2 separate regions of the Homo sapiens genome follow, and region 2 is linked to region 1. Evidence: read pairs that join two places in POLR2A ChIA-PET (ENCODE). Cell type or tissue: Panc1. All regions are shown on one strand.

Region 1 (8,000 bases):
GGTTGCAGTGAGCTGAGATCATGCCACTGCCCTCCAGCCTGGGCAACAGAGCGAGACTCCATCTCAAAAAATAAAAAATAAAAAAGAGTTTAGTGTAGGGCTGTTAGAAGATTAAGTCATGGAAAGTACAATACAGTACCTATGGCATAGTAAGTGTTCAATTATAGCACCTATTGTTATCATCCGTAATTCCTTCAATTCATATTGCATATGAATACTTGTTCTCACTTCAGCTTTGACTTAAAATTCATCTCCCCAAATCAGTTGTGAGCCCTACCAAGTCCATTATGATAATCTTTTGTGCCTTTGACATTTTTTCTGTATCTGCTACTAACAACCTCGTTAAAGTGATTGCTATTTATTTCCATTGCTATCCTTTGCCAACCTTCAGTCTTTTTTTCAGAGAGAGGGTCTCACTCTAGCCCAGGCTGGAGTGCAGTGGTGCGACCTCAGCTCACTGCAGCCTCGACCTCCCAGGCTCAAGCCTCTCAAGTAGCTGGGATCACAGGTGCATGCCACCATGCCCGGCCAATTTTTGTATTTCTTGTAGAGACAGGGTTTTGCCATGTTGCCCAGGCTGACCTTGAACTCCTGAGCTCAAGTGATTCACCTGCCTCAGCCTCCCAAAGTGCTGGGATTACAGGTGTGAGTCACTGTACCTGGCCCACCTGCAGTCTTTACAGGCCCCTGTGTTGCCTTCACAACTTTTACCAGATGGCTTTTTTCTTAATCCACATACTCTGGACAAAGATAAGAGACATAGTGTGGTATTATGAAGAACTAAGGAACCAAGAAAACCAGGGTCCTGGTCCCAGTTTTGTGACCATGGACAAGTCTTGTATCCCTCTTAGGCTTTCATCTCCCTATTTATAACTTTAGGAAGTTGGACCGGCTGATTTCTTCCTGCCCTAACATTGTCTGGTGGTTGGATGCAGGGGCTATTGCACATATTGCCTAGTGTGTCAGAGGAACACCCAGAAAGGAGGCCAGAGTGCCAGAGCTGAGGGAAACAGGGGAAGTGGTCAGAGATCAGGACAGAGAAAACAAGGCTGCTTGTGTGAGGCCCTAAAGGACCTGATAAGGACTAAGGTGTTTACTCAGAGGAAGAAGAGAAACCACCAGAGAGTTTGGGGGAGAGAAACTGTAAGATATTATATAACCCATTTTTATTGAGTGCTTACTCTGTTAGATTCTATTTTCAGCGCTTTATTTGTAATCCTCACAATAATCGTATGAGATAGGAACCACAATATTCCCCATTTTACACTGAGGAAACAGGAATCCAAAGAGGTTAAGTAACTTGCCTAAGATCACATGGCTCAGAAGGACTTAGGTAGAATTTAGACCCAGGCAGACTTACTCATCTCATTCATTGTCCTGACCCCCCAACTGCTTAAGAGATTGAGACTGAGGTGTTTTTTTTCTTTCTGTATTTCCAGAGGACACTTAGAATAAAATTAATTCATACTCATTCATAAATACAAAACTTCTTTACTTAAACTGATAACAATTTCAAGTATTTGGCTTTATGATTTCAAGTTTTTTAAAAAGCCCTCACATTAGCACATTAACAAGCCTGTTGATGTGTCTCTCTTTCATTATGCAGACAGCTATTTCTTTTTTGCTCCTAATGCAGAGGTTGATTGGGAAATTTTTTATTTTATTGCTTACGACTTTGCCCTTGTGCTATCTAAATCACTACTATATGATTTGGCATTTATAATTTATCATTTCCCTCTGCTATTAGACGAAATGCCCTTTAAAGCATTCCACAGCAAGGTGAACACAAGTCAAGCTTGCAAAGTTTTAGAAAAAATAATTGCAAAAAGTCATTAAAGAATAATGAAAGTTGATTGATATAGCATACAATATCAGGGCTGCCCAGTTTAACAGATACAATTATTTCCAGTCATTTTCAGAGGGCATCTAAATTTCAGCACCTAGTTTTCACCATCTTTCTAGGAATACCAGCAAAAATCTCTTGTTTATATAAAGGCTGTAAAAGCAAAATTTTTAACTCATTTCTTTGGATTTTCCTAATGCTAAGGTTGAAACAATAGACATTTTAAATGATTGGAAACCAGATTTCTCTTACTATCCTGTGATTTTAACATTCTATTGCTGTAGCCAAGAGTCTTTGACTTCTGGACCAGCTGCTTTTTGCATGCCGATTTTTCAGAGGGAGTCCCTCAAGAGTTCTTAACTTTTGACTAGTGTCTACCTTGACTTCAGCCCCTGCAGGAAGTGAAGGTAGCAATGTTTGGGAATAAAAACACTAAGGGAAAAACATCTCCTAGTAGAATCATCAACTCAGTCTAATTTTAGATTTCAGGCAGACCACTTAGCTGTACTTTCAGCTAGTTGCAAACATATGCTTTTTAGGTGCTCATCATTGAAGGACTAAAACCAGGACTTAAACTAAAATAATAAAATTTTCTATCATAATATTTTTCAGTAAAATAGGTGATATGTGAGAACATGTGTGTGCACGTGCAAACCATGTGCTTGTGCACCCACATTCAAGTATTCACAGCATTCAAAATAAGATGATCCAGTCAGGCGCTGTGGCTCACGCCTGTAATCCCAGCACTTTGGGAGGCCGAGGTGGGCAGATCACCTGGGGTCAGGAGTTTGAGACCAGCCTGACCAACATGGAGAAACCCATCTCTACTAAAAATACAAAATTAGCCAGGTGTGGTGACATATGCCTGTAATCCCAGCTACTCGGGAGGCTGAGGCAGGAGAATCGCTTGAACCTGGGAGGCGGAGGTTGCGGTGAGCCGAGATCATGCCATTGCACTCCAGACTGGGCAACAACAGCAAAACTCCATCTCAAAAAAAAAAAAAATTAGCCAGGCATGATGGCGCGTGCCTGTAGTCCCAGCTACTCGGGAGGCTGAGGCAGGAGAATCGCTTGAACCCGGGAGGCAGAGGTTGCAGTGAGCTGAGATCACGCCACTGCGCTCCCGTCCGGCAACAGAGTGAGACTGTCTCAAAAAAATATTAGATGATCCAAAAGTGTTCCTATTTTTCATAAACTCTTTTAATTTTTTTCTTTCCACCCATCACAACCACAAGGACTAATAGCCCCAGGCTCAAAACCTCAGAAGCCATGTTATTGAGGTATGTGACAGGACTACGAGACATTTTTGATAATAAGTTTTAGGTGGCAGCTATTTTGATATTGAAAAAACTGGATCAAATCTAACAAAGGTCTTTTGAGAGGAAATGTTTAAAAGGGCACATCTTGTGGCCAGGAAAACCACAGTAAAATATTCCAATTAGGAATAAATTAGAGAACGCTATACTTTCCTAGAAGGATCAGAAAGTCAAATACTTGGCCTTGAGCTGCCTCTCACCTCTACCCCTGCTGACCCTAAGAACAAGTCACTCCTGTCTGTGTGAGCCCAACAGTTGCTGCCAGGCCTTGCCATTCCTCTGCAGAAAAGATCCAGGGATTTTTCACCAGAGACTGCTGGCCAGCATCAGAGTCAGAAGGAGGTAGCCGAAGTGCCACTGAACTTTCTATAGTGCTCTAAAGCCAGCTTTCTGTCTGCAAAGGAAAATTCTCTAAACTCACTAAAGCCAAATCTAACATACTTTAAAGTCTCCAAAGGAAGTCTCATAAACTTTCTTGTTGCTGTTAGAAGATTAAGCTCTGATTTCCCAGATTATATTTTCTATTTTCCTTAAATTTAGCAACATTTAATCCATGACACTCATTGGTATACAAGAAAAATCATTCTGCTGTCTTCATCATCAATTTAAGGTGTTCAGCTGTGATGCCTTGGTACTTTATGTTGTGATTAATTGCCTTATACTAACATCTGATGAATATTTTTAAAAACATTCCTTAGGTTACCTATGTGGCTGAACTGTGTGGTTAGTTGGGAAACTGGGGCTATGAAGTGAGTTCCCCAAAGAGCTGAATTCAATCGAGATGTCATGCACAACTGACCTCTTTAATAGAGTATTTTACTCTTTTGACAGCATCTAAAACCGACCTTTCCCTCAGGGTCTAGCTCAGTTTCTCCTCCTGCCCAAAACCTTTCCTGACAATTTAAGTTCTTACTGACATCTTTCCTCTGGGACACCTAAAGCCCTGTGATCTGTGAAGCTGTTATGGCATTTGGGTATGTCATCATATGCCATCATTTATTCCCTAACTTTTCAAGTCAAAGGCCATATGCGCTGCCTTTTCAGCTCCCCCTGCAGTGCCTAGCATAGTGCCCAGTACATATGGAAGCTCCATGGTAGAAGTGGATTGAATTGGCTTATAGCCTTTTTCATCATTACCTGAATTATCATATCTAGGACTAGGGTCTGCATTATTTCTTTTTATTTTTCCAGTCATTATCTGTTCCTTAGTGACCCAGGAGCATCCACAGTGAGTTGCAAGTTGGACCACTCCTGGAATAGGTTGGTCAACTTGTGTTTTTTGGCTTGAACATCACTGTTCTGTACCACACACAGAAAACAGGAGACAAATTATGTACTTTACGATTGCAGTATTGCAGTCATTAGAGAATCACCAATTAGTATAAAGGCAAAAAAAAATGTATACATATATATATATATAAAAGCTAATGGAACAGAGAAAGAAAAGAAATATAGAAGAGGGTGACAGGAAAAGAGATGAGAAAGAATAAAAAAGCCAGCAATCCAGTTCTCTGATGTAATGTTTCCTTTTTCTAATGACAAAACATAAAGACTCCTTGCAAGTGCATTTAATGGATGATGACTTGCACATCTTCAAAATGTTTGCTCTTTAGGAAATGTATGCAGAAATAACTGCCTTTCCAGTTTGAATTAGGAACAAATTGGAAAGGCAGTTACTTTGGGGGCACGGGAGTAAGGGTGGTTTGGGTGAAGGGAAGTAAACGCAGTCTGGTAACACTGGTGCATTGTATGCGGCAGTAAGAAATGACAACTCCAAATGAGGCCGGCTTCTCTCTTAATGTGATCAGCTTGCTATGCCCTCAACGATTCCATGAGATTTTGCATTTTATAGGTTGAGCTTCCCACTGGCAGCAAGTGAAGCAGTTCATTATGCACATCTGTCACGTGATCCACTTCATCAACCAAATGGAACTGGGAGAATAAGTCACCCTAACAAGATCCTTCAGTACACTCTTAAAAACTACTTACAGATGTACTCTTCCTCTGTAGGGATACAATGGGTTTCCTTGTACTGTGCCACATGATACAGGAAATGCATTATCCCCATCCAAATTCTGGCATACCAGGAGGAAGCACGTGAAAAGAAAGCAGCTCACAAAAGCACACAATGCTTTTGCAAAAGTCCTTAGAGGGACTCATACACCAATTTATGATAACGACAGATAAAATCCCAGGCCTCTGAAGCTCAGTTCATTTCAAATGCTAATGTCCACACAGGGAAAGGAAACCACATCAGCATTCGGCATTGACACAAACATTGTTAATGCTTTTTATTTATGGATTGTCACTGAGTCCCCTCAGCAGTATGCCAGATTTCCATTTGTGTTGTAACTTTAGCTACTTTATGTGCTTTCATGACTAGCTGTGTTATGTACCCATAGGCGATTCATGCTTTCAAACTGTGTCTGGTGAGATAAGCGGCCACACTTCTGATCTTGAATCAGGAACCATTTTGTTCACATTCAGATCAGGTGGAATAAACGTTTTTTAGCTAAGCCCAAAATTAGATTCACCTGCCACTGTTAAATCTTCCTATTTCATTCACTTAACCAACAAATATTATTGGATGCCTACCACGTGCCAGGCACTGTTCCAGGCACTGGAGACATACCGTGAACATACAGAATCCTACCATCATAGAGATTACAATCTAGAGGTGGATAAGGGGAGATGGTCAACAAATAGGCAATATGTCAGAAAGTGTGTCAGTCAGGATAGGCTAGGTTATTTTGTGGCAATAACCCAATATCTCAGTGGCTTAAAACAACCAAGTTTATTTCTTACTTACACTGCATGTTCATTGCAGGTCAGCTGGGGGCTCTGCTCTGAGAGCACCTTCCCTCTGGGACCCAACCTGCCTAGAGAACCCCCATCTAGAGTGTATGGCTTGTCTTTGTGGGAGATGGAGAAGATAGAGTGATAAATTATATGCCACTTCTTAAAGCTTATGCCTGAAAGTGACACATGGCACTTCTATAACATTTCACTGGCCAAAACAAGTCACACAACTACACCCAACTCCAAAAGGTGAGGTAGTGCAATCATATCATATGCTCAAGAAAATCAGACACATTTGGTGGACAGAACTGTCCCCGATGATGATGATTTCTATGAAGAAAAAATCAAGGTAAAGGAGACAGTGTCTGCGTAGGAGGTTTCTATTTGACGTAGATGGTCTGGAAAGTTCTCTCTAATAAGGTGATATTTGAAGAGAGATTCCAAGGGAGAGAGAGAGAGCCATTTGGATGGAGGTGGGGGCAACTTCCTGTAAAGGAAACTGCAAGAGCAAAGTGTACCTGGCATATTTGAGGAACAGCAAGGAAGTCAAAGTGCCTAGAGTGCGGTGAGCAGAAGTGAGCAAGGGGAAGGCTATAGAAAATGAGGTCAGAGTGTTGTGGAACACAAGGTACAGCTTTATTGTAAGGGCTATGGCCATTGTAGGTTTTTGTGTAAAGACATGATATGAGTTAGTTTTTAAAAGGATCCTGTGGCTGCTGAGTGGGAAGCATACTCGAGGGTGAAGGGGTGAAACAAGGGGTAGGTAAGAGGCTTTTCAATAACCCAAGTCAGGTAAGAGGAAAGTAGTGGTCAGATTCTGGATATAGTTTGAAGGTAGAGCAAGAGTATTTGCCAATGTATTAGATGGTAGGATGTAAGAGAAAGGGAGGATTCAGCAATGACTTCAAAGGTTTACTTTTTCTAGTAATCCTTGAATATATGTAAGGACTACCTCATGTGGTCTTGGGGAATCTTCAAATTTGGCAGTATCGCTATAGCATGTAAACTCCCCTGTAAATAAGTGGAGTTGAATAGCCAAGTGCAGATGTGGATTCTGGGCAGTTGGCTTGATTCATGCACCAGCTAAGGGACTTCTATCCCCATACTGGCCTCATATCTAGTCTCTCTTAGGGTTTATGATTCAAGTTAATTTATAAAACCAGAGAAATTAGCCTCATAATTATAAGCAAAATAGGAGCTTATGCCTGGGTCATCCCAACTTCACTCCATCCTTCTATTTCTCTGTGAACCTCAGATATCGCTACCAGGAAACCCAGCTCCTCCAGCATGAGATCTGTCCTCAGTAGCATATCATATAGTGATGTGTCACCTCCAGTTCTCCTGGAAAGAGGTTGAATAGAAATCTTAATACGTACAATAAAACAATACTGCGGTGTTTGTCTGAATAGTATGTCCCTCTTTCTGCTTACCCTGCCTTCCTGTAACATGGCTTTCCCCATCACCATTATCCAGTAAATAGTAACTAGAACTCCCTACCACACTTAGACCTTCTCTTATATCTTTTCTAGCATAGCAGATCATAGGTTGAATGTAAAGTTTGCCAACTATCATAAAGGAATGAATAAAGGTCAATGCTGTTTTTAAAAACTGTGTTTTGAGGCTGTTTGTACTCAAAAGCATTCATCTACTCAACAAACATTCTTGAGTTCCTACGATGTGCCAGATACACATCTTCTAGCCAATGGAGTCACAGCTATGAATAGAATATATATGTAATACATATTATTGCCAAAGACTGGAAAAGCATGGAAAAGTATAAAGAAAAGATAAAATTTCTACTAACTCACCACTGACACATAGCAGCTAGTAACATTTTAGTGTCTAGACTTTTTCTAAGCATAATATCCTTCCTCCCTGCTTTTTTGAATAAAATTTATAACTCTGGACTTACACATTTTTTCTTTAAAATTTTTTTTCTTATTAAAAAAACAGCAGATGCTCACTATTGATTGAATGAATGAATGAATTATAGGAACTTAATTACATAGAAGGAAAAAATTTTAAATGGAAATAACCACTAG
Region 2 (8,000 bases), 270 kb before region 1:
CTAGAAATTAGTACAAGTGACAGCATGTTCTTCATTTCAAATGAGAAGTGAAACCAAAATGATAAATAGCTTTAAGAATGTGCTAATGATAAATGATTACATGTCAATTTAATGTACTTAATGTTTAATACCTTATTTGAATAATTACCTGAAGAATATATTTTTTAGTACTGCATTTCATTGATTCTAAGTTGCACTTTTTACCCCCATACTGTTAACATATCTGAAATCAGAATGTGTCTTACAATCAGTGATCGTTTAACATTGTGACAAAGTTTAATGGACAGTTTTTTCCCATATGTATATATAAAATAATGTGTTTTACAATCAGTGGCTTAGATTCAGTGAAATACAGTAATTCATTCAATTATGATAGTATCTTTACAGACATTTTAAAAATAAGTTATTTTTATATGCTAATATTCTATGTTCAAGTGGAATTTGGAGACACTATGTTCTAATTTTAAGAACTGTTTCAGTGTTATTAGATTAGTAGTAGGGCTGTAGATGGGGTCTTTCGAGGTCCTTTGCCTACCTCAGTAACAGAGGCTGGGTCTGAGCCTTGCTCGAGATTAGCTCTTCACCAGGTCTGTGTGGTAATCATATCGTAGTTACCGTAGGTCACGCTGCAAGTGTAATTTACAGTGAGGCATAGTCTTTTCCAGTGATTGGAATACTTGTGTCACCGATCCAGGGTTTCTCTTTCCTGAGTCTGAAATACCTGGGAAACCAGTTAGAAGGTGACTGGGTAGCCTAGGAGTCAAGGATCAGAAAGGGTACTTCATATATATGTGGCAGAATTGGTGCAGGTGATCCTTTGAAAAATGACAAGAATTGATGAAATTTTGTTTACTTCCTCCAATTTTTTGCTGAATAACATCTCCTTTCTACCTGATTGGAGTAGGCTTGCTTTCTCTTACTTAATTTCTATAAATTTGCCATTGTTTTGTCTCAAGTAAAATACAGTGTCTTTCTTGACCACTGCCCGCCCATTCACCTTATATGCCTGCCACAGTCTTGGTTCATGTAATAACCTAACAGCTTTGGAGATGGCGGTGGAGAAGTTAATGGTAAAAACCTTCTTGCTCTTTTTATTTTTATTTATTTATTAGGGGTGGGGGATGGTGTCTCACTCTGTCACTCAGGCTGGAGTGCAATGACGTGATCTCAGCTCACTGCAACCTCTGCCTCCCTGGTTCAAGCGATTCTTCTGCCTCGGCCTCCTGAGTAGCTGGGATTACAGGCATGCGCCACCATGCCCAGCTAATTTTTGTGTTTTTAGTAGAGAGGGGGTTTCATCATGTTACCTAGGCTGATCTCAAACTCCTGATCTCAAGTGATCTGCCCACCTCAGCCTCCCAAAGTGTTGAGATTACAGGCATGAGCCACTGTGCCCAGCCCTTTTGCTCTTTTTATAGTGTAAATTTCCCTCAGTTAGAACTTGGAAATTACTTCTGCTTCACTTACTGCCTTTTCTCAGGTTGTTGGAATCTAGGCAGTAGCAGTTACTTGGCAGCTAGGAGGCTTGCTAGAATAGGAATTCCACCTTCAGCATTTACTGTTACAGGGTAGAAGATGCAGCTCAGGGAGAGAAGGATGATGATAAGAACATGGCAGAAAATCTCAAAATCTACTCTGGAAAATTCACTATGTTTCCACACACCAACATGTGAATCGTCATGAGATCATAGGGCATTGTTAAAGTTCCATATTGGAAGGAAAAGACTTAGTACAATTCTAAGAATTAGCATTTATCCTGCTGATCAGTTCTTAGCTAAGTGTCTGCTGATACCTAAGTAACCAATATACCCAAGTGTTCTATTGCTGGGTAACACAGTACCACACATTGAACACCTTAAAACAATAGACATTTGGTAATGTCTGTACAGGCTGTACTGAAGCGGCCTGTACAGGGCCGCTTCAGTACAGGACCTTACCTATGTAGACTGAGGTACGTGTTTCTTGCTGACTGTCAGCTGGGCACCACTCAGCTTCGAGAGGCCTCCCACAGTTCTTGCCATGTGGCCTTCTCACAGATGCCTCTCACAACATGGCAGTTTCTTCAAAGCAAGCAGGAGAATCTCTAAATGAGTCTTGTATGACATTACGTCATTATGGGAATAACATCCCATCACCTTTGCCATATTCTAGCGTCTAGAAGCAAGGTATGAGTTCCAACAAAACTCAAGGGTAGAGGCTAGAACAGGGATGTGACTCATTGCGGATCACCTTAGAGCATGCCTGCCACACTCGGGTACCTGCAGAATAGAGATTCTCAAAAGTTCTAAAAACTGAGCTAAGAGCAGGACATGATGGCTCACACCTGTAATCCCAGCTACTCAGGAAGCTGGGGTGGAAGTATCTCCTGAGGTCAGGAGTTTGAGACCAGCCTGGGCAATATAGTGAGACCTCTGTCTCTAAAAAATTTTTAAAAGAGACCCCTTCTCTAAAAAACAGGAAGGCTGGGCGCGGTGGCTCACACCTGTAATCCCAGCACTTTGGGAGGCCGAGGTGGGCGGATCACAAGGTCAGGAGATCAAGACCATCCTGGCTAACACGGTGAAACCCCATCTCTACTAAAAATACAAAAAATTAGCCGGGCGGGCGTGGTGGCGGGTGCCTGTAGTCCCAGCTACTCGGGAGGCTGAGGCAGGAGAATGGCGTGAACCCAGGAGGCGGAGCTTGCAGTGAGCCGAGATGGTGCCACTGCACTCCAGCCTGGGTGACAGAGCGAGACTGTCTCAAAAAAAAAAAACAAAAATATTCAACTATGAGCTGGGGAAAAAAGCTTCAGCGGTCACTGAAAGTGCTTACAGGTACAGCTAGTATGGGGATGGAATATGCCCCATTAGCCAGGCCAACAGATCTCATATAGGAGAATCTGTTTTATGTTTGTTGGACAGTGGGTGAGTTATCGCAGAGTTATGCCTTTTTTTTCTGTCACTATTTTATGTCCCTTATCACTGTGCCTTTAACCTACTGAAATGCAGTTGAGGCCGGGTGCGGTGGCTCACGCCAAGATGGCGCCACTACACTCCAGCCTGGGCAACAGAGGGAGACTCCATCTCAAAAAAAAAAAAAAAAAAAAAAAAAAGGAAATACAGTTGAATATGAGGGAAATAAGTAAATTTCAGCTTGAGTTTATTTGTATTTTATAATAGAATCCAGGGACATTTTGAGAGTATTTTTCAATTACTCTGTTATTTTTAAAAGAAAAATCTTTTGAAAAATTACTTTTTATTATAAAAACAATAAAGACATAAAATTTTGGCACAAAAATATAAGGAACAAGTATAATCCATAATCCTAAGCACCTAGAAAAGTTCTTACATTTCTCAAATTTCCTAAGTAAAGGGTAAAAGGAAAGAAAAATTCTCCATCAGATAAAGTATCAGAAATAACTTGAATTTTGTGTCTAAAGTATATTGACATTACAGTTGGTGAACTGGTTATTAGTTTGAAGAATTATAGTTTATTTTTTTAAAAAAACCTAATTGGGAGATGATCAGTAGATTCCTTGAGTAATCAGGATAGCTTTCTCATGTCCAGAACTTTTGGCTGGGCATGGTGGCTCACACCTGTAATCACAGCACTTTGGGAGGCTGAGGTGGGTGGATCACTTGAGGTCAGGAGTTTGAGACCAGTCTGGCCAACATGGCAAAACCCCATCTCTACTAAAAAAAAAAAAAAAAAAAAAAAAAAAAAAAGTACAAATAGTTAGCCAGGTGTGGTGGTGGCAGGCATTTGTAATCCCACTTCTGGGGAGGCTGAGGCACGAGAATCACTTGAACTTGGGAGGCAGAGTTTACAGTAAGCTGAGATCACGCTACTGCACTTCAGCCTGGGTTACAAAGTGAGACTGTCTAAAAAATTTAAAATAACCAGAACTTCTGATTTATCATGGCAATGTGTCACTCAGTCCCCAATCCTGCTACTTAAAAGTTATTTTTATTTTTTAAGTGGCCTGATCGCAGCTCACTGCAGCCCTGACCTCCCAGGCTCAAGCAGTCCTCCTACCTCAGCCTCCCAAGTAGCTGGGACTACAGGCTTGTGCAACCATGCCTGGCTAATTTTTGTATTTTTTGTAGAGACAGGGTTTTGCCATGTTGGCCAGGCTGGTCTCAAACTCCTGACCTCAAGTGATCCACCTGTCTAGGCCTCCCAAAGTGCTGGGATTACATGCGTGAGCCACCATGCCCAGCCCACCTGTGATATTTTGATACATGCATACAATGTGTAGTGATCAAAGCAGGGTAATTAGGATATTAATTATCTCAAGTGTTATAATTTCTTTGTGTTAGGAAAATTCCACATCTTGTGCTATAGCTGTTTTCAGTTATATACTGGATTATTGAACTATAGTGACCCTACTGTGCTGTTGAACACTAGAACTTCTTCCTTCTAACTGTATTTTTTTTTTTTTTTTTTTGAGATGAAGTTTCACTCTTGTTGCCCAGGCTGCAGTGTAATGGCACGATCTCTGCTCACTGCAACCTCTGTCTCCCAGGTTCAAGCCATTCTCATTCCTCAGCCACCCAAGTAGCTGGGATTACAGGCATGTGTCACCATTCCTGGCTAATTTTTGTATTTTTAGTAGAGATGGGGTTTTACCATGTTGGTCAGGCTGGTCTCGAACTCCTGACCTCAAGTGATCCACCCACCTTGACCTCTCAAAGTTCTGGGATTACAGGTGTGAGCCACCGCACCCGATCTCTATCTAACTGTATATATATATGTGTATATTTTTTAAGACAGAGTCTTGCTCTTGTCACCCAGGCTGGAGTGCAGTGGCACAATTCCGGCTCACTGCAACCTCTGTCTCCTGGGTTCAAGCGATTCTCCTGCCTCAGCCTCCCAAGTAGCTGGGATTACAGGCATCCACCACCATGCCCAGCCAATTTTTGTGTTTTTAGTAGAGACGGGGTTTCACCATGTCAGCCAGGCTGGTCTCGAACTCCCGACCTCAGGTGATCCACTTGCCTCGGGTCAGAGAAGATATTTTGATCAGAAATGATTATATTTTGGTCAGAAAAGATTATATTGTGGTCAGAAAAGATTATATGTTTTTTGAGTTAGGGTCTTGCTCTGTTGCTCAGGCTGGAGTGCAGTCGCCTAATCATGGCTCACTGCAGTCTCAAGCTTTTAGGCTCAAGCAGTCCCCTGCCTCAGCCTTCTGAGCAACTAGGATTACAGGTGTCACTATGCTTATTATTATTATTTTCTATTGTAGAGATGGGGTCTCACTGTGTTGACTAGGCTGGTTTTGAATTCCTGGCCTCAGGCGATCCTCCCGTCTCAGCCTCCCAAACTGCTGGGATTACAGGTATGAGGTACTGTGTCCAGCCAGAAAAGATTCTTGATATGATTTTAATTCTTGTAAATTAGTTGAGATTTGTGTTTTTTTTTTTTTTTTTGTTTAACATGTGGTCTATCCTGGAGAATGTGCTGATGAGAAGAATGTTTATTCTGTAGCTGTTGGGTGAAATGTCCTGTAAATGTCTGTTAGGCCCAGTTGGTCTAAATCTAATGTTTCTTTGTTGATTTTCTGTCTAGATGATCTGTCCAGTGCTGAGACTGGATGACTGAAGTCCCCAACTACTATTGTAGTTGGAGTCTATGTGCCCATTTATTTTTTTAGTTTTTTGAGACAGAGTCTCACTCTGTTACCCAGGCTGGAGTGCAGTGGCACAATTACGGCTCACTGTAGTTTTGACCTCCTGAGCTCAAGTGATTCTCTTGCTTCAGCCTTTTGAGTAGTTGGAACTACAGGTGTGTGTCACCATGGCTAATTTGTTATTTCTTTAATAGAGGTGGGGCCTCAGTATGTTTCCCAGGCAGGTCTTGAACTGCACTCAAGTGATCTTCCCACCTTGACCTCCCAAAGTGCTGAAATTACAGGCATGAGCCACTGTACCTAGCCTAATTTTTAAATTATTTCTAGAGACAAGGTCTCACTATGTTGCGCAGGCTGGTCTCAAACTCCTGGGCTCAAGCATTCCTCCCACTTTGGCCTCCCAAAGTACTGGGATTACAGGTGTGAGAGCCCCTTGAAATATAAGAATATTGGCTTTATTTATTTTGGTGCTCTGGTGTTCGGTGCATATATATTTACAGTTGTTTTAGCCTTTTGAATTGATCTCTTTATCATTATATAATGATTTTCTTTGTCTCTTTTTACAGTTTTGGATATAGTCTATTTTATCTAAGCATAGCTATTCTTGCCTGGTTTTGGTTTTGCTTTGTGTGGAGTATCTTTTTCCATACCTACACTTTCAGTCCATATGTGTGTTTACGGGTGAAGTGAGTTTTTTGCAGGCAGCATACAGTTGGGTAATGGGGTTTTTTGTTTTTTTGTTTATTTTAATCCATTCAGTCTTTCTATAACTTTTAGGTGGGGAATTTAATCCGTTTACATTCAAGGCTGTTATTGACAGGTGAAGACTTGCTCTTGTCATTTTGTGAGTTGTTTTCTGATTGCTTTGTATATCCTTTGTTTTTTCCTCTCAATGTTTATCACTGTGATTTTGTGATTTTCTGTGGAGATAAGTTTTCTTTATCTTCCTCCTTTGTGTATCTATAACACTAGTACATTTTATGCTTTTGTATGTTTTCATGATGGTGATTATCATCTTTTTGCCTTCAGATGTATTAAGCATTTCTTGTAAGGCTGGTCTAGTTGTGATGAATTCCATCAGTTTTTGTCTGGGATCTGTGTTTATTTTAATTATGTCTTGTCTTATTCTCTGTTTTTTGTGTTATTTTTTAAAATTATTTCAGAGAAGATTGGTTCTTACACTGTGACTATCCTTTTCTGTTTATTTATTTCATTTTAATTTTTTTAGAGACAGGATCTCCCTCTATTGCCCATCATGGAGTGCAGTGGTGTGATCATAGCTCATTGCAGCTTCGGACTCCTGGGCTCAAGCAATCCACTCACCTCAGTCTCTTGAGTAGCTGGGACTACAGTTGCATGCCACCTTACCTGGCTTTTTTTTTTTTTTCAGAGACAGGGTCTCATTTCGTTGCCCAGGCTAGTCTTAAATTCCTGGCTTCAAGCAATCCTTCCACCTCAGCTAGGATTACAGGTGTAAGCCACGATACCCCACTCTGTGACTATTCTTATATATTGCTTTTATGTCTTCGTTTGCTTTGATTTTTAATTGCAGAATGTGTTTAATAGATTCTGTAAATTTATTGCAGCTTGGTTTTGATACATTTGGTTATGAGTTAGTTAACCAGTGTCCTGGAGGAATGTTTTGAAGTTAGATGACATGAGTAGCATAAGGGGCTGGCTTTTAGCTCAGAACAACTTTTTTTTTTTTTTTTTTAATATGGAGTCTTGCTCTGTCACCCAGGCTGGAGTGCAATGGCATGATCTTGGCTCACTGCAACCTCCAGCTCCTGGGTTTAAGTGATTCTCCTGCCCCAGCCTCCCGAGTAGCTGGGATTACAGGTGTGCACCACCACGCCCAGCTAATTTTTGTATTTTTAGTAAAAACAGGGTTTCACAATGTTGGTCAGGCTGGTCTTGAACTGCTGACCTTGTGATCCACCCACCTCGGCCTCCCAAAGTGCTGCGATTACAGGTGTGAGCCACTGTGCCCGGTCAGCTCAGAACAACTTGTTGAGATTATACGATGCTTTTCCAATAAAAATTATTTAATTTTGATAAAATATACTTAATGGAAAAATGTATCTTTTAACATTTTAAATTGTACAGTTCAGTGGCATTAAGTATATTCACATTGTCTTACAACCATCACTTCCACTCATCCACAGAACGTTTTTTACCTTGCAAAACTGAAACTCTGTGCTGTTAAACAGTAACTGCCATTCTACGCCCCCATCCCAGCCCTTGTCAACCACCATTCTACTTTGTCTATGAATTTGACTGCTCAGAGTACTTCATATAAGTGGGATCATACAGTTTTTGTCCTTTCATTACTAGCTTCTTTCCCTTAACATAATGTCTTCAAGGATCATCCTTGTTGTAGCATGTG

What was found. ChIA-PET counts read pairs that join two places held together with the same protein. Peaks named below come from ENCODE experiments on the same cell type or tissue, not always from the same donor. Only the 100,000 strongest peaks of a DNase experiment are listed, where the experiment ranks them.
Region 2: POLR2A ChIA-PET joins it to region 1 with 11 read pairs; 2 of 35 experiments call an interaction of 5 or more read pairs at or near these places.

Annotation. Positions count from the first base shown.
Region 1 is chr6:111,536,056-111,544,055 of GRCh38, forward strand. It overlaps TRAF3IP2-AS1. Among named protein-coding and RNA genes, the nearest start is that of REV3L, 57 kb to the left of the region's middle. RefSeq lists a silencer at 4,272-4,446. In Panc1, no CTCF peak of the experiment used is centred here; no DNase peak of the experiment used is centred here; H3K27ac peaks cover 4,793 bases.
Region 2 is chr6:111,268,100-111,276,099 of GRCh38, forward strand. It overlaps SLC60A2 (solute carrier family 60 member 2), which reads left to right. Exons shown (of 4, transcript NM_153369.4): 4 at 1-8,000. Among named protein-coding and RNA genes, the nearest start is that of SLC60A2, 13 kb to the left of the region's middle. In Panc1, no CTCF peak of the experiment used is centred here; no DNase peak of the experiment used is centred here.